2 separate regions of the Homo sapiens genome follow, and region 1 is linked to region 2. Evidence: chromatin loops called from intact Hi-C (ENCODE). Cell type or tissue: chondrocyte. All regions are shown on one strand. Links, peaks and the distances in the headings refer to the core of each region. The heading gives the core; the rest is flanking DNA.

The links. Peaks named below come from ENCODE experiments on the same cell type or tissue, not always from the same donor. Only the 100,000 strongest peaks of a DNase experiment are listed, where the experiment ranks them.
Region 1: a loop joins it to region 2, with 2.1 times the contacts of the local background. A loop is called at or near these places in 2 of 110 quality-filtered maps.

Annotation. Positions count from the first base shown.
Region 1 is chrX:149,706,874-149,715,729 of GRCh38, reverse strand. It overlaps MAGEA11 (MAGE family member A11), which reads right to left and starts at 3,670. Exons shown (of 5, transcript NM_005366.5): 1 at 3,568-3,670; 2 at 2,475-2,587; 3 at 1,154-1,249; 4 at 53-126. The coding sequence starts at 2,570. In chondrocyte, for the core only: no CTCF peak of the experiment used is centred there; DNase peaks (open chromatin) are centred at 3,689 and 4,039.
Region 2 is chrX:149,625,695-149,634,550 of GRCh38, reverse strand. TMEM185A (transmembrane protein 185A) reads left to right here and starts at 2,759. Exons shown (of 7, transcript NM_032508.4): 1 at 2,759-3,008. The coding sequence starts at 2,971. RefSeq lists silencers at 2,797-3,206, 3,217-3,266. In chondrocyte, for the core only: CTCF peaks have their summits at 3,457 and 3,663; DNase peaks (open chromatin) are centred at 2,614, 3,122 and 3,260.

The DNA.
Region 1 (8,856 bases), core at 2,500-4,999, 81 kb before region 2:
ACAGACTCAGATGAGATATGAACCATGGAGAATCTAACAAAGGCCTACTTACACTTGTTCTCCTCCAGTGATCCTCTGGGTTCTCCTGGGACTCCTGTCCTCCAGGTTGGCCTGTTCTCTAAAAACCTGAAAAAGGAAGTGAGAAGGCTGCTCAAGATGCAGCTGGACATCAGAGCAGGAGGCTCCAGGACTGAGGTAGGGCAGGTGAGGTTGCAAGCTGGGGGTCCCTTTCTGTACTGGGGCAGGTGGGGCCATTTGTAGATTAAGGGTGAACATCTCATCTTGACTACTGGCACTGCCTAGGCTTCCTGTGTTCTGAGATCTGAAGACATTGCTTGAGACCAAGGCCTCACTGCTCAGTTTTTGGAGCTTCTAGAAGAGGAATCATGGGGCCATCAGGCTGCAGACTGCAAGCACCCATCCTGGCACCCCAGCACTGTCAGAAAGGTGGGCCAAACTCTGTGAGTTTCTCACTTTTTTGGAGTGGATGGTCCCCTCTGTGCTCAGGGCCCTCACCTTTCTCCTGCCAGGGCCTGGAAGACACAGCTCTCCTGACCTGAGAAACTCTCAGATCAATAGCTCTTTCCTGATATGAAAGAGGACATGTGGGGATACACATCTGGCCACATGTACACAGGGCTACCCAGGAAGGACAGCAAGAGATGGTGACAGTCAGCAGGGTCCATGTGTCCTCGGGTAAGGAGCCTGTTTGGTTCCCATCTTGATGCCTATCTTGGCCTGGGACCCTCCCTCTGTTGACCTGACGCCATCTCCTTAAACCAAAGCTCTACCTCCAGGAGATATCAGAAGAGGAAATCAGGGAAATAGAAACACCCATGGTCCCAGGGACTTCCCATAGCTGACAGAAGGGGCAGGGAAGGGCTGAGTCCCATGTTTTTGGTAAGTGCTGTCCCGTCAGCCCCCACCTTGATTCTGGTCATGGCCTGGGACCCTCCCACTGCTGACCTAAGTGCAGCCCTCTCAGACCAATGTCTCCCGCTCCCTGAGACCAATGATCCCAGTATAAGAGAGGGGTCTCAGCACATAGTCCTGCACATGCTCTCTGGGGAGACAGCAGGGGCAGAGCAGATTTCTAAGCAGCCCTCTGTGTTCTGGCCAGGAGGAACCCTCAATCCTCCCTCAGGTTTCTCACCTGGACTCTTGGCAGATCCTGGGACCACTGTAGTTGTGGACCATATGGGGCTCTTTCTGTTGACTGGAAGTCGTCCTCTGAGAACATAGTGCTCACCTGCCCAAGATTCCAAAACAGAAGTAAGGGGCCCCACGTCCCATCACCCCATCATGTGGTTGTCCAGGGCTGACAGCAGAGGCTGGACCCTTCGGTTCTGGGGATTCCAAAGTCCTCCTGTGGGTTTTTCATCTTTACTTCTGCCAGGGCCTGTCCTTCCTTGACTCCCAACCCCTGAGATGAGCAGACATATCCCTTTACACCAAGACCTCATCTCCCTGAAGGTTTCCCAACTTTCTGCCTGTGGTACAAGTGACCTTGCCACTTGGGGCCACCCGTGATGAGGTCCCCACACAGCCAAGGACAGGGGACAGAGAGACTCTGTGGGATCCCTTCATTATGGGATGTGGGTATCTCCAGTCCTCACCAAGGGGACACATACACCTTGAGTCCTAAAGATCCTGGGACTCCTCCCTCTGCTGATCAGGTGTGGCTCCACCTGCTGACCTGTCATCACCCCCTTGAAACAAGGTGCTCACCTCCCTGAGCAAGGTGCCACCCCCAACCTCGTGGCAGAAATGTGAGCATGGCACATGCCTCCCCAACTTGGGCCTCCGAGGGATGAAAACAGAGGAAGCAAGGATTGGTGAGGTCCCTTTTTCTTTGGCATGTGGGAGGGTACATTCTTACCTTCAGTCTTCATCAATTTTCCTCTCCTTGACTACTGGCAGATCCTGGACTCCACCCTGTGCTGACCAGGTGTGTATCCCTCTGCTGACCTGAGGACCTGCCTCAGACCAAGGGCCCCACCTCTCTGAGATATGGGAGGCAGAAAGTGAAGGGGCACTACATGGACACCCCTCATGGGATGCCAAAGGCTGACAGATGAAGCAGATTTCAGGGGTGCCTCCTCTCTCTGGGTTTCCTCCAGGTATTCAGATTTACTCCTGACAAGGCCTATCCATGTCTCTCCTGCTGAACTGTGGATGAGTTTTGCAGGCCACGACCACCATCTCCCAGAGAACCCCAACTAGGAAGTGGGGAGCTGCCTCTCTTTCCTAGAGTCCTGCTTGGGGCCTCCAAGGACCGATGGCAGGGGCAGGTTTTCTACCTCAGGGATAATTGGTTGCCTGAGTCCTCCCTCTGGGACTCCTCCCTGGGTTGACCTGAGGCTCCACTCCTCAGACCACAACCCACTCCTTGCTGACACCCCAAAGGCAGAGTGAGGATGCACCACATGTGGCCACCGTGCCTTGGAACTCCAAGGGCCAAGGTCCCTACTGACCTGGAGTCCAAAGTCTCCTGAGTCCTCCCTCTTCTTCTTCCTCTTGATGCTGGCAGGGCTGCACCCCAGACCCCCTCTGCGGAACTGAGTCTCCATCCCTCAGATTCCCAAGGCTGAATGAAAAGGCACCTCAGTTTGAGACGGCGGGACTATGGGGGGGGGCTGTTCTGGGGTGCTGGGTCCCTTCAGTTGTCCCTCAGGCCTTGCTCACCTCCCAGCAGGGACTGAGCCCTGTCTGTGCTCCCCCTAGGTCTTTCTCATGATACCAAGCCCCTTCCCTCTGTCAGCCCAGGATGCGGAAATCAGGATCCACTTGCCTGGCAGCAATGCCAGGAACTTCCCAGGACTGACAGCAGAGAGGGAGCCTTGCTCTGTGGGGCCTCAGCCCTCCCTCGGGGTCCTGACCTTGATGCCTGGCAGAACCTGGGTCCTGCCCCCCCCAACCAGCCCTGCCCTGGTCACACCAAGCTCTGACCCCACAGTCCCCTGAGGCTTAAGCGGCGGGGGGCAGAAGCCGAGGGGGGTGTCAGAGGGGACGGCCCAGCCTGAGAAGTCCATCCCCATGGGGTGATCCAGGGCTGGCAGCAGAGGCGGTGCTGGATTATCTGGGGTCCTCTATCTGGGTAGGGAGCATCCTCAGTCCTCCCTCAGCATCTCATCTTGCCTCCTCACAGAGCCTGGGCCCGCTGCCCTCAGCAGGTCACAAGCCGCCCTTCAGAACCGGGCTATCACTTCTCTCTGACCCCCTAATGTGCAACTCCGCAGTACCAAGCCCGGAGGTCCTTTGCGTTGTCTGCAGGGACAAGGATGGACTTTGTGGCCCCTCTATCAGGATGGGGTGGAACCTCTCCATAATTTCTCAGAGTCCTGATGTTGATGCCTGGAAAGGCCGGGGCCCCACCCTTTATGGAACTGCCTCTGCCCGGGTCACACCATAGACTCGCAGAGTCTCCTTGGGCATTGAGGAGGGGGATTGTCTCAGCCTGATAATTTGGTCCCCTGTTGTTTCAGGGCTGGCTCCAGGGTTGGCGCTGGATTATTTGGGGCCCTCTATCTGGGTAGGAGGACTCCTCAGTCCTCCCTCAGCTCTCACCTTGCCTCCTCATGGAGCCTGGACCCGCTGCCCTCTGCCACTCTCAAGACACCCCTCAGAAAGACGCTTTCGCTTCTCTCAGATCCCAGAGGCGGAAGCCAATGGAGGTCACATCCGGCCCCCACGCCTGGAGCTTCCCTGGATTTACAGCAGGAGCGAACCCGATTCTGCCCGTGTGGGGGCGGGGCGAGGCGAGGCGGGGCGGGGCGAGGCGAGGCGGGGCGGGGCGGGGTGGGGCAGGGGGAAAAGTAGTGGCGAGGGGTGCAGATGTGGTCGAGGGTCATGGGGGTGCCTCAGTCCTCCCTCAGGTTTCTGACCTTGATTCCTTGCAGAGCCTGGAGCTCCGTCCTCTGCCAATGATGTCTGCTCCTCTCGGACCAAGTCTCTGACTCTGAGTCCCCTGAGGTGGCAGTGAGCGGGAGGTGTGAGGTCGGGGGACAACATTGCCAAGGTCTTCCGGGGCTGACAGGAGGGACCGAGCTGGATTCTGTGGCCCCTCTATGTGGGGAGGGTGGACCGTCAGTCCTCACTCAGGAGGGTCCTCCTCTTGGCTACTGGTTCTTTCATGAAGTGATGGGTGGGAGATGCTCTGTTTCTGTCACCTCTGAGCATTGCCCAACTGCACCCCTTGCAGACAATAGCTGCGGATCCCAGGCTAGGTGCTTCCATGTGGCTTCAGTACCCGTGATTGTAGTGACCTCTGGGAGAAGATGCACACCTTCCTACGGGGGCTCCTCCCCAGCCAGATCTAGACTTTGCAAACTTTTGCCCTGAAAGCTTTATTTTTACACTGAAGAGGCTGAGTGGCTGCAAGAAATTTGCGGAAGTCCTGCGTTTAGAATTTATCTAACACTTCATAGTTCATTTTAGTGATTTTCATTTTTTAATTCTCATTCAGTGTCAAAAATCATACTTAACCTAACTGCCTATTTCACTCTAATGGTCAATACTCTAATTTAATCCATTCTTTATCTTCAATTAAAACGATAATTTTTAAAAAGCCAATCTTTATTTACTGACGTGGTTTTAGTGGTTATCAGCACAAATTCCAGCCGTATTCCTTTAATCAACCAGTGTTTCCTCATGTCCTGAAGTTACCCCATGACTACTGGCACCTGTGGTCTGAGACCCTACCCGAGTTTTCCACAGTGAAGTAGGGGCAGAATTTTAAACATTTCTTTCTTCCTATCCACCCCAACTTCCCTGCCACTCTTCCCCGCCAATCACAAGTATTCCTTCAAAATACAATGAAATTCTCAGGGCTCTCTCATGTTTTTTTTGTTTAGATTTCTTTTTTGATATTGTTTGCTTGTTCCTTTATTTATTTATTTTTATTCTTTAGTTTTCCCGGGTTGTTTTGGGGAGTCTAAGATAGAAGCCCAAGACTGAACGCGGTGGTTCACACCTGTAATCCAAACACTTTGGTAGGCCAAGGCAGGAGGATCACTTGAGCCCAGTAGCTCAAGATTAATCTGAACTACATAACAAGACCCCATCTCAAAAAAAAAAGAAAGAAAGAAAAAGAAAAAGAAAAAAGAAATGAAAAATTAGCTGGGTGTGGTGGCGTGTGACTGCAGTCCCAGCTGGTAGGGAGGCTAAGGTGGGAGGATCACTGGAGCCCAGGATGTCAGTGCTGCAGTGAGCTGTGTTCACACCACTGCACTCCAGCCTTGGAAATAGAGTGAGGTCCTGTCTCAAAAAAACAAAACCAAACCAAACAATCAAAAACCAACAGATGCCTGAGCTTGACAGTCATCTTGGCTGGTTAAGGAATTACGTCTGTCAATTTTTGAAAAAATAGAATTGCCATCTTTGCAATATTCTGTTCCCTATCAATGATATCATATACTGCCTTGTTTATTTGGGTGCTCTTTGAACTGGATATATCAGTACTTGTATAGTTGCCTCAGTAAAAATCATACATGCTTTTGTTAGTCTTCTTGTTAGGTAATTTTTGGATATTGTTGCTATTGTGAATGGGGTATTTTCTATGACCTGTTCTTAATAGTTATTGTCTGTTTTGCAAATCTTTTGATTTTGCTTTATTGATCTTCTGTTCGCTATTTTTCACACGTCTCTTATTCATTTGACTATTTCAAGTGTGCATTTTTTTGAATTTTCTAGATAGACTGTTGCATTACCCTACCAAATATCACTCTTTCTTTCCAATACACATACCTCTTATTTATTTTGGTATCCATATCTGTGGCTTTGTATTCCAATACAACTTTGAAAAATAGCAATGATAGCATACATTTATGACCTGTGCCTGACATGAATGCGTCCAACATTTTACAATTAAGTATATTTGCTATCAATTTGATGAAACAAAATTTCCTTCTACTCTTAATTTTCTAGTTATTTTTATCATGGATGATTACTAATTTTTTCAAAATATTTTTCTGTATCCATTAATATGATCATATGTTTTGCCTCTATAATCTTGTTAATATAGGGAATCACACTGAAGGTATATTTTAATGTCAAATTGTATTTTCATTCTTTGGATATATCCCGTTTTTCCATTTAGTACACTGCCCTAATGAATTGGCTATTAATTTATTTAGGATATTTGTTGCTATGTGAGTAACTTTGGTTTAAGTGTTCTTTTCATGGTGAGGTCCTCTTCTGGTATTTGAAACAAAGAACACTAGTCTCAGAAAATGAGTTCCACAGTTGCCCATCTTTTTGTATGGTTTTTAAGAGTTTGCTTAGGATGGCAATGAGTTCTAATTATTTGGTAAAACTGGCCTCTGAAACTTTCTTTTCCTGGATCATTTGTGGGTGGCTTGAACTGAGAATACAGTTTTAGTTTGTAATGTTTGATTAAAGTTTTCTGTTTCTTTATGGACCAATTTGATCTTTTTTTTTTTTTTTCGAGACAGAGTCTCGCTCAGTCGCCCAGGCTGGAGTGCAATGGCACAATCTCAGCTCACTGCAACCTCCTCCTCCCAGGTTCAAGCAATTCTCCTGCCTCAGCCTCCTGAGTAGCTAGGATTTCAGGTGTGCGCTACCACACCCGGCTAATTTTTGTATTTTTAGTAGAGACGGGGTTTCACCATATTGTCCAGACGGGTCTCGAACTCCTGACCTCGTGATCCACCTGTCTCGGCCTTCCAAAGTGCTGGGATTGCAGGCGTGAGCCACTGCGCCGGGCCATTTTTTTTTTTTTATAAAATATAGTTCATTTCACTTAGGATTTCAAATTTAATGGCATGATATTATGATGAAATAACTTTATTAAAGTGTCAGACATGTAAAATAGTATAGTATAATATACCCAATATACTTGATATTCAGCATCAAAAATCTTCAATCCATTACTAATCTGTTTCCAACTATACTTCTACCTACCCCACGTCTCAAATGCTGGAATAATGTAAACCAACTCAGTAACCTTGGATAGAATACTGGATCCAATAAGCCAGTTCATGGTACAGTGCAGCTGACCTGGCTCTGAGACAGCCTATGGCTCAGAGAAAAGGGTCTGGCTTCAATAGACCAGCCTCCCTAGACCCCTACCTCCTACTCTCTGTTCCAGGGTCCTGAGGTACTGCACGCCTTTGTTCTCTTCTAGACACATGCTCCTATAATACTGCTAGCTAATACTGCTTTCCAGACACCCTTGGGTCTCTCTCCAAATATCTTCTCTGTGAGGCCTTCTATGAATAACCTTTCTTTTTCTTCATAGAATTTGTGTCTTTATTATTTATTTTTGTAATTTCACTTTCATTTTAGATTCAGGGGGTACGTGTGCAACTTTGTTACATGGGTATATTGTGAGATGCTGAGATTTGTGATATTATTGATCCCGTCACTCAAGTAGTGAGCATAGTACCCAATAGTTGGATCCTGACCTTTCATCATATACAAAAATTAATTCGACATGGATTAAAGATTGAAATGTAAGACCTCAAACTACAAGAATCCTAGAAGAAAACCTAGGAAACACCATTCTGGATATCACCCTCGGGAAATAATTTATGACTATGTTCTCAAAAGCTATTGCAACTAAAACAAAAATTGACAAGTTAACCTAATTAAACTCAAAAGCTTCTGCTCAGCAAAAGAAACTATCCACAGAGTAAGCAGACAACCTGCAGAATGGAAGAAAATATTCCCCAACTACGCATCTGACAAAGGTCTAATATTCAGAATCTATAAGGTGCTTAAACAATTGAACAAACAAAAACAAATAACCTCATTAAAAAGTGAATACCCTTTCTAAAATTGCAATCCTCCCTCTTAACTCATCCCAAACACTTATTCAGTTCTCTAGATTCAATTTGTTTCCATAGTATTTATCACCATGTCAACCAAAATTAAGACTGGTTAGGCAAAAATAAGAGGATAAATGTTTATTGGAAGCCAAATGTGAGGACTGACCTGGGAGGAGAAACCAACAAAGTTGGGAGTGTTCTGGAGAGTCTTACAAGTTGGAAGGGTTTTATGAGAGTTTAGAACAAGAGAGAACTTTTTATATGGCAGTTGTCGTTTTTTATTAGAGGATACAATACGGAGGTTAGAATCATTGTACCAAATTGCAACATACAGACTAAAATGTCCATGTGCAAAACAACCAGTAAAATTTCATGATTTAAAAATAAATCAGCAAACTTTTCAATGTTGGTACATTACATATTAATCCATATGTAAACAATTTGTGGAATGCAGGATAAGACACTTTACTGAGGGACAGGATGGCAACAGAAATCACAAGACCTCCCCCAGGTGAGTTCATTTGGAAGCCTACCAAAGGTGATTTGGAAGTTAACCATTAAATCTACTGCACCTTTAAGTTTGTTTCATGATTTATTGTGTGCCTACCCTTTACCTCACTAGAATGTAAGTTCCACCTAGGGAGGAAATGTGTTCAATATTGTATCCTCAGAGCCCAGGACAGTGCCTGGCACACAATACATGCTCAGTATTCATTTATGGAATGAATAAAGAACTGCCAGTTCTATGGTCCTAGTATTTGGAGCTTCTCTGGTACTAAAGTCTCATGGAATTTTCAATCTTTCCAAACACCCAACAGCCAAAGTTTGAATGCTCCCACTATCTTCTAATTGTTGGCTCCTGGACCAGGTAAGCATCTGAGTTTTAAAGGGACTCCAAAGGCCTGCTTTCCCAGCTTCTGGTTTGTGCTCCTCACATCCTGGGTAAGTGAGCATGGCAGGGCTCTAGCCACCCAGGGCTATCTGAACACTCTCTCTTGTCAGGAGGCAGCTGTGACCTTTCCCTGATGCCCTGTTTCTTTTTCCATCTTGTTTGGATATGCAAGTTAAC
Region 2 (8,856 bases), core at 2,164-4,663:
TGTGGAGGGCGGTTCCACGGCCATTTTCTTCCCCTATGCCAGGTCTCCCCAGTCCAAGTGTCTAAATTCACCAGGATTCTCTTCACCAGTGCCTTGCTCTTCAGAGGAGAGGCATCCTATATCACCACATTGAAGCCAATGTGAATATTGAATTGGACAAGCCACCAGCTTATCAGAAGGGTGGTACAAATCCAAGTTAGTCCTTAAAACCATGGTCAGATATACACTGATTCTTCTGGAACACTGTAACCTAAGCCCACCCCAAAGTCACCAAGAATATGCTGTCTGGCTTATTTGGGGGTCATACTTTTTCAATCCAGAGCCATTTCTTTCCTTTGAGTGAAGAATGTTGGGAGCCCCTAGCAAGATAGCCCTGGAATTTTTTGGCAAGTCAAGGAAAAGATAAAGTCAAACTCTGCTAGTGGAGAAGATGTGGGTGTCATCTTCTCCACTAGTCATACTTAGCCTTGATGTATCACCTTTCTTCTGAGAATGTAGAAACATTTAATAAGTGGTAATTAAGCTTCCCAGCACTCCTGGTGCCTGCATATGACCCAGGGTCTTTCTTTAATGTCAGGATCACTTGTGGGTCTGTCTACACAGGTCATTGAGGCTTTGGACCTCCATCTAGGGTGGGACACTGAGTGAGGGCTCTGAAGTGAGCAGCAGGTTGTCAGTAGGGTCTTTTGCACTTGCTGGAGAGAGGACCAGATGGCCATCTGGTTTCTGGCTTTTTTTTCCCCATGAGAGCACCAGTAGCATAAAGGGTTGGGCTTCCAGAATCAGTCCAGGTAATCCACCTCTTGAAGACTGGGGATGTGAAGCCTTGGGAAAGTCCAGTTCTTCCTGTATTTCCTCACAGACAGGTTCATATGTTCCTCTTGGCAATTTACCTTGTCAGAGCAAAAGAACACACTGACAAGTAATTTGTGCATCAGTGTCCTGTTGCCTTTGCTAGATAGCTTCCAGGGCCTGGTCAACTCTGGAAGAACTGCTAAAATTGAACTTGTGGGCCTGCAGAGCAGTGGTTCAGCTCCCAGACTCCCTGGGATCTCATTAAAGTAGCGTCTGCCCTCAAGATTCTGGACTCTGAGGAGCCTGCCTGGTCTCTATCTATGAAGCTCTTGAAAGGGCAGTGATGCCTGTTATTCAAGTGTCTGAACTGGCAGACCATCTTCTCATGCCTGCTTGGGGCACGGTCACTGGTAATGAAGATGGTGCTGTCCAATCTGACCACTGGCAAGCACCTCTTTCTAACAGTATGGGCTGCAGGTTCAGCTAGACCCTGAGTTTCATCTGTGCTCCTTCACCCTTACTTGCTGGCTCGCTCAGGGCCTGTTATACAAGCTTCTCTGCGCCTTAATTCCTCGTCTGTATTTGAGTGTTCATTGAGAACCTCCTCTGGGCTACACATTGGACTTTACCCAGAGGATGGGAAAGGAAGATGGGTGAAAAAGTCTGGGACAGGGTCCTGGTGCTTCAGCAGATGAAAACTTGATTTGGATTACTCAACCTTAAAATCAGCTCATATAATAATATCCATTTCCCAGTGGGTGTTGGGAAGCTTAATTACCACTTATGATATGTTTTTACGTTCTCAGAAGAAAGGTGATACATCAAGACTAAGTATGACTATCGCAATTGTGATTCTCTCAAGCTGCCCTTGGGGCTAAACAGTATAAAATTGTCATTTGTGAAACTCTGCTATTGCAACAAAGGATGACTATTATCCATAATGATAGTAGACTAATGTTTAAGGCATTGTTGTGCTCATGAAAACTTAAATCTGCCCAAAGTGAAGATGGTAAACTAGGTCACCTGCTATGAGCTTGTCCTGCTCTTGGATTCCAAAAGCAAACAAAATCCTTGAGGAGGTTGACACCTGAAAGAGTACCAGATAGCAACAGCATTCTTTGTACACCTAGCATGTACCAGGCAGTGTGTTATGCACACGATCTCACTGAATCTTCCTAACACGCTTAGAAAAGAGGTTTTTATCATTTCCATTCTGCGGAGGAGAAAAACTGAGACTCAAAGATGTTGACTTGCCCAAGGAAGATGAACCTGGTACTTGTAAGTAGGGCAGCCTGGAGTGGAGGCAGAGGTCAGGTGTGAAGTGACCACAAAGTTTAGACAGGATCCAAGGAGGCTCTGAACTGGGTTAGAAAAATGAGGATGATTTCCACGTCTCCTGCTTGAATACCCCCCTGCGTACGAATAGGCCTGCTGCTAAGGGAAAAAGGGAACCCAGGAGGGGAAGGCGGTTGGCACGGGAAGTGACTTTGGTGCTAGGTAACTTGAGTAGGGAATAGCCAGCATATCTGGACACGCTGGCTTGGGAATTGGAAGGGAAGTTGGGACCCAAACTTTGGAGTCGTTGACAGATGTGACAGGTGAAGCCTGGGATGACATCGCCAAAAATGCAACGTCTCACTCATTGTCACTACTCCCAGGGCTCAGTCGTCACTGGGGAAAATCTCCAGAAGGTAGCGCGGGCCAAGGTGACAGGTGTCTGCCAAGATCTGCCCGCCAGACTCCCGGGCGGCGCGCTCCCTCCCTGCAGGCCTTCAGCCCGTCAGCATCCCCTTCCTCGGGGCCCTGCTCACTCCCAGCCTCCATCCCCCTGCCATCTCCTCCGCCGGTCGCGTGCGGACACAAGGATGGGGACCTCCCAGCGAGGAGCGCTCTGGGCGGGGCTCCGGACGCATGCGCGGCCCTCGTACGGAAGCCCGGAAGGAGGGGCAGGGGGCGGTGGCTCAGGTTTCTCCGGGCGGCGGCGGCGGCGGCGGCGGCGGCGGCGGCGGCGGCGGCGGCGACGGCGACGGCGACGGCAGCGGGGACGGCAGCAGTAGCGGGAGCAGCAGCGTGGACGCGGCTGGCGCTGGCGCCATGAACCCGCTGTAAGGCGCAGGCTGTGCAGCACGGGGTGCGGGGGAGGAGGAGGAGGACGCCGCGGTGAAGTTCTCCGCCATGAACCTGAGGGGCCTCTTCCAGGACTTCAACCCGAGGTGAGGCGGCGTCGTTGGCGCCCCCGGGAGTCCGCGCTGCGGGCTCGGGCGCGGGCTGGTGTTCGGCTCCGGGGAGGCACGGCGGGCGAGATGCTGCAGCCCGAGGACCCGGGCGCCTGCCCGAGCCTCCCTGCGGGTGCAAGCGGTCCCCAGGCAAAACAGTCGGCCTCGGCGCCCGCCCGCTTCCTCCTCCCGTGCCCGGTGCTTTCAGCCCCTGCCCGGCCACGGCCGGAAGGGCCCGGCCGCGAGCCCCGTCCTGCCCCAAGGGAACCCCATTCTTTTCTGCTTGCTGTCCCTCATTGGTGTCCCAACTTCTTCGTCTCGGTTCCATCCTCTTCTGCGCCGCTGCGGGCCCTCCATTCTCCGCGTCAGGGCCGTCTCACTCGACCCAACACCCCTACCCCCACCCCAGCTGTTTCCTCCAGTTCCTCGCAGTCCTTGGGGTTTTCCTTGGGTTTATGCCCATCCCTCTCTTGTTTGCTTCTTTGTTGAACGGATACCTGAAACACTGTTGAATCCTTGGAGTCAGTGTCGGGGTATGGCAATACCTTATATAATGCATTTCTGGGTGAGCCTGATCATTTTCCATACTCATTTTCTCATCAGTCTTCACTACAAGTTTATTTGCAGGAAGTAGATATTGCTGTCCTTCTTTTCCAGATGGGGAACACCCAGTGGACAGTGTGGAGAAAACACTGGCTAAGCACTCAAGCGCCTGTCCTTGCACTTGCCCGACTGTTTTGTAACTGTTCTTTACCCCAGGCTGTGAGCTCCCTGAAGCTGAGACCATCTCCTGCTCATCTCAGTGTCCCCAGCGCCTCCCACCCACCGTATCTGGCACATAGTAGGCACATATAAAATGTTTGTGGAACTAAACTGAGCCCAAAGACTTGGATTGGAGACGAGGCCATATGTAACTGGGTGATTCTCTGCCCTTCTTTGGCCCTTCTGTAAAATGAGGAGTTGGCCTAACTGATCTCTTAAATGCACTACTCTCCGAAAGGAGTATCCGTTTCCCTTATTTGCCAGTTGGGAAGACGTGCTCAGTAAATATTTGTGTGCTGTAACCTATGTTAGGTGCTTTAGATGCTGGCGGTCTCAGCATGGGGTGAAGAAGGGCTTGTACACTTAAGATGCCTTACAGTACTGTGCAGTGCTGTACTGCGGGGGCCAACTCTGGGGACCTATGCCTTGGCTGCTTGTTGAGGATGAAAGGAAGTTTTAGGGGAGTATTTGTATGTTGAGGGTGCAGTCTCCCTAGGGATGGTGACATTTTAACTTGTGAGTCATTGTGACTTTGTATGTGCTCTTATTCCACTTTGAGTTCATGTTCTGGTTAGGAGTGCCAGTGTCTCTAACACGGTGCAGACATTATCATTGTTGGCTTCGAAGGCATAGAGGAGGTAACAGAACTAACTGCAGTCCCTTCCTCTGCTGCATCAGGGGGTTAAGATTGGTCTGCAGGGTAGTAGGGTTGGTGCTGTGGCTGGACAAGCCCTGTATGTCTTCTATTTGGAGATGGTGATAAGAAAGTTAAGTAAAAACTGAATTGTTTTGTGCCCTTGGGCAACTCACTTATCTATTGTTTTATCTGTAGAATGAGTATAATCTCTCAGTGGGGTAGGGAGGCCAATTAAGGATTGATTACAAAGTGCCTTACAAATAGAAAGCTACAGTGACTTGTTTGCAAGGTGACAGAGAATTCAGAAGCCTCAAGAAACTGCCTTAAGTGATCAAACAGGCTAACGGAGTTGCCAAAGCAAAATAGTGCTGCACTGATACTACCTTTAACCGTTTTTTCCTTTAGCCCTTTTCCCCCCAAAAAAATTAGTATATGAAATTACAGTGAAATACCTGGTATCTAAGCAGATTTATAGTAATTCTCAACATATTCATCAATCTCTTAATTCTACCTGCATTAAAATGTATTTCTACCTGAAAAGTTTAAAGGTCTTTTATACTGTGCCATTTTCCTGATTCATTGTTGCCAGAGGTAGTGAGTTCCTTAATTTTACAGATATTTCAAGAGGACATTGGCCAGGTATTATTGGTAAATCAGATTTGTTTTTTTAGCTGGTAGTGTTTCACCTCTCCTGAGCACTCCTAGTTTTTGACAGTGTGCTTTAGTCTCCTTCCATGCTGAGGAAGGCCTTCTCTATAGGAGAAAGAAAACTGAGGGGTGTACACAGGAAGTTACCTTATGCTGGGGACTCAAACCTTGATGCTACTGCTTTGCTCCCTGCCTCTATTTTTGAACCAATTCAACATCTCCCTCCTACCCCAGGACCTTGTCACACACTGTTCTCTTTACCAGGAATGTTTCCCTCTCTTTTCCTCTCCTCCAGACCTAGTGAACTCCTATTTATCCTCACTTGGCACTTGCTAAGGGAAGCATTCCTGACTTCCCTGACCAGATTTACTGCTCCCTGTTTCTACAGTTCCTGTAGTATTTACTACTCCTCCATCATAGTGCATATTTGTACCCTTGTGTCTGTCTGGATGCTTATTTGATTAATACCTGCCTCCCCCACTAAACTTTAAGCTCCATGGGGTCAAGGCCGTGACTGTGTCAGTATCGTAGCCTGCATACTTGGAATAGTACCTGGCTCAATAAATATTTGTGGAGTAAATAACTGAATAACTCTCCAGAGCCTATAAGATAAATCTAGAGCTGCTGCTTTCAATCACTGCTTTCCTGGTGGTCTGTGGCCTGGTTCTCTTTCTTCTCACACTCTTCCCACCTTCAGAGTGCAGCCATTGCTTTGGAGAGATGGGAGAGAACATGGCACTAAGGCAGAATATGGCTATATTTACTTTGAAGAGCATGTCTTTGTCATAGAAATAGTCACTGTCATGGTTTGGTGGGTCCCAAGGCATGGGTCATGGCTCCAGATCCCCTTTCCAGCCTTTTGGATCTTGGTAAGTCTGAACCCACTGCTGCGTTGGCAAGGCTCTGGAAACTATAGTGACAGAGAATGATTCACAAGTGTCAACACTCAGATGTACAGGGCTGCCAGCTGACCCACTCTACCTATTTCCATCTGGCACTGAACTGGTTGATCATGAACTTCTTTTCATAATTGCTTTTTAGTTATGCAGGTTAAGACATGCCGAAACAGATGTACCGGACCCACAAACAAGTCCTTCCTTGAATGCCTGAGGCTTCCTAACAGTGAAAGAGCCCTGTTCTTAGAGTAGGCAAACTGATTCTGAGGCATTGTAGGTGGTAGGGATCTGGTAGTAGGTAGCATTAGGTGGGCTCCCGGCACTCACCATGGAGCCTTGAAATTTTCTGCTACTTTGGGGGAGTTGCTGGTTCAGAGAAGGCCCTTCCACCCTGGTAGCCATGTGGCACTGGAAGGCTGTGAAAACTCTGCTGGGCCTTCTTAGTCATCTGTTGTGAGCTCCTGATGGGAGTGTGGTGTATCCCTCAGGTGTGCTAGACTGGAACAAAGGCTGAGAAGTGTTGCTCTGGGGGTTCCAACTTGTGGGCATGGGGTACTGATGAGATCAGTAGTGTTTGGAGACTTCTGTATGCTCCATCTTCAGAAGACATTCTGGAGTCCATATAAGTTATCTTGTCTCTTGTTTGAAGCAGGAAAAAGGAATGCGATTGCTGGTAATATAGTTCACTAAAGTCAGCTACCTGGCCTCTAACAGTTATTTGCAAAGTATATTATAACATTGATTCCTCAAACATCTAGATTCCTATCTCGTGCCAAGTGATGTACTAGGTGCTCTAAGTACAAAAATAAAGGAATATAGTCCTCCTCTCAATGCGTAAGCCTAGTGGAAGAAGCAGAAATGAAAGGGAAATAAGAATTCAATAGAGTATGAGGCATTACAGTGAAAGAAACCAAATGTCTTAGAAGTACAAATGGCAGAGCTACTAATTCTGTCTCGAGCAGGCAGGGAAGAGTCTATAGTGGAAATGACTTTTGAGCTAGATTTTGAATTGAGCTAGTCTTTTGAGCCAGACTTTTGAGCTAGAATTGTAGGGTTGTCATCAGACCAGAGAGTAGGAAGGGTACCTTGTGAGGAAGAGAGAGAGAGATCAGATTGTTACTGTGTCTATGTAGAAAAGGAAGACATAAGAAACTCCATTTTGATCTGTACTAAGAAAAATTGTTTCTGCTTTGAGATGCTGTTAACCTGTAACTTTAGTCCCAACCCTGTGCTCACAGAAACCTGTGCTGTAATGAATCAAGGTTTAATGGATTTAGGGCTGTGCAGGATGTACCTTGTTAACAATATGTTTGCAGGCAGTATGCTTGGTAAAAGTCATCGCCATTCTCCATTCTCGATTAACCAGGGACACAGTGCACTGCGGAAGGCCGCAGGGACATCTGCCCAAGAAAGCCTGGGTATTGTCCAAGGTTTCCCCCCACTGAGACAGCCTGAGATATGGCCTTGTGGGAAAGGAAAGACCTTACCACCCCCCAGCCCGACACCCGTAAAGTGTCTGTGCTGAGGAGGAGTAGTGAAAGAGCGGGGCCTCTTTGCAGTTGAGATAAGAGGAAGGCTTCTGTCTCCTGCTCATCCCTGGGAATGGAATGTCTCTGTGTAAAGCTGACCATTCCCATTCGTTCTATTCTGAGATAGGAGAAAACCACCCTGTGGCTGGAGGCGAAGTATGCTGGCAGCAATACTGCTCTGTTACTCTTTGCTACACTGAGTTGTTTGGGTAAAGAGAAACATAAATCTAGCCTGCGTGCACATCCAGGCACAGTACCTTTCCTTGAACTTATTCATGATACAGATTCCTTTGCTCACGTTTCCCTGCTGACCTTCTCCCCACCTGTTGCCCTGCTACACTCCCCTCGCTAAGATAGTAAAAATAATGATCAGTAAATACTGAGGTAACTCAGAGGCTAGCGCTGGTGCGGGTCCTCCGTATGCTGAGTGCCGGTCCCCTGGGCCCACTGTTCTTTCTCTATACTTTGTTTCTGTGTCTTATTTCTTTTCTCAGTCTCGTCCCACCTGACGAGAAATACCCACAGGTGTGGAGGGGCTGGCCCCTTTCAGTATCTCAGAAGGGACAAAGTACACAAAGGCATGGGGTCATGATAGTGCCTGGTATGTTCAGGTAGTGAAGAGGTCCATGTGGTATGAGCACTGCAGATGATATGTGTCGTATGAATTAAAAATACATAGTTACTGCAAATAGTTTTTACAGGTTATTGTTTTTAAGAAAGCAGTATCTAATGCACGAGTGTACTGTCAGTACTGTCAATGAACTACTTACCACTCAAGTGACTGCTTATCTGTTGTTCTGTCCTCTCAAGCCACCTACAGTCAGAAAATGGTCTTGATTTTACTGATGTTGCTGTTAATAATAGCTGTGACTTCTTGAGTACCCACCACATGCCAGGCCCAATGTAGGGGCTTTGCATCCATTATCCATGATCTTTACAACAACCCTGCAAAATTAGGTATCAGCCTTATTTTAAAGTCTTGACAGCTTGTGACTTCCCTGAAGTTGCATAGGCAGGAAGAATCTAAGTCAACATTCGAATCCACGTCAGTCTCATGAAGCCTGTGCTCTTTCCTGCGTGCCATGCCATAGTTCTAGTTAAGTGACAACTCCTTTCCTCCATGACATTGTAGATCCAGTATGCTAAGGAACCCTCTATTTACAAATTGTAAGTGATTAAACAAAACAAACCTGTTAGTGGCGCTTATACATCCAAATGAGTGTTGTTATTCAAAGAGGTTACTTGGGGAAAGAGAATGTATACACCTATTCCATTGTTCATACTCCTTGTTACTCATCTGGAATTCCCTTTAAAGTCAGTTTACATATCACATAAGAAGATCCATCTCATTGCTTTATGATCATCTATCATTT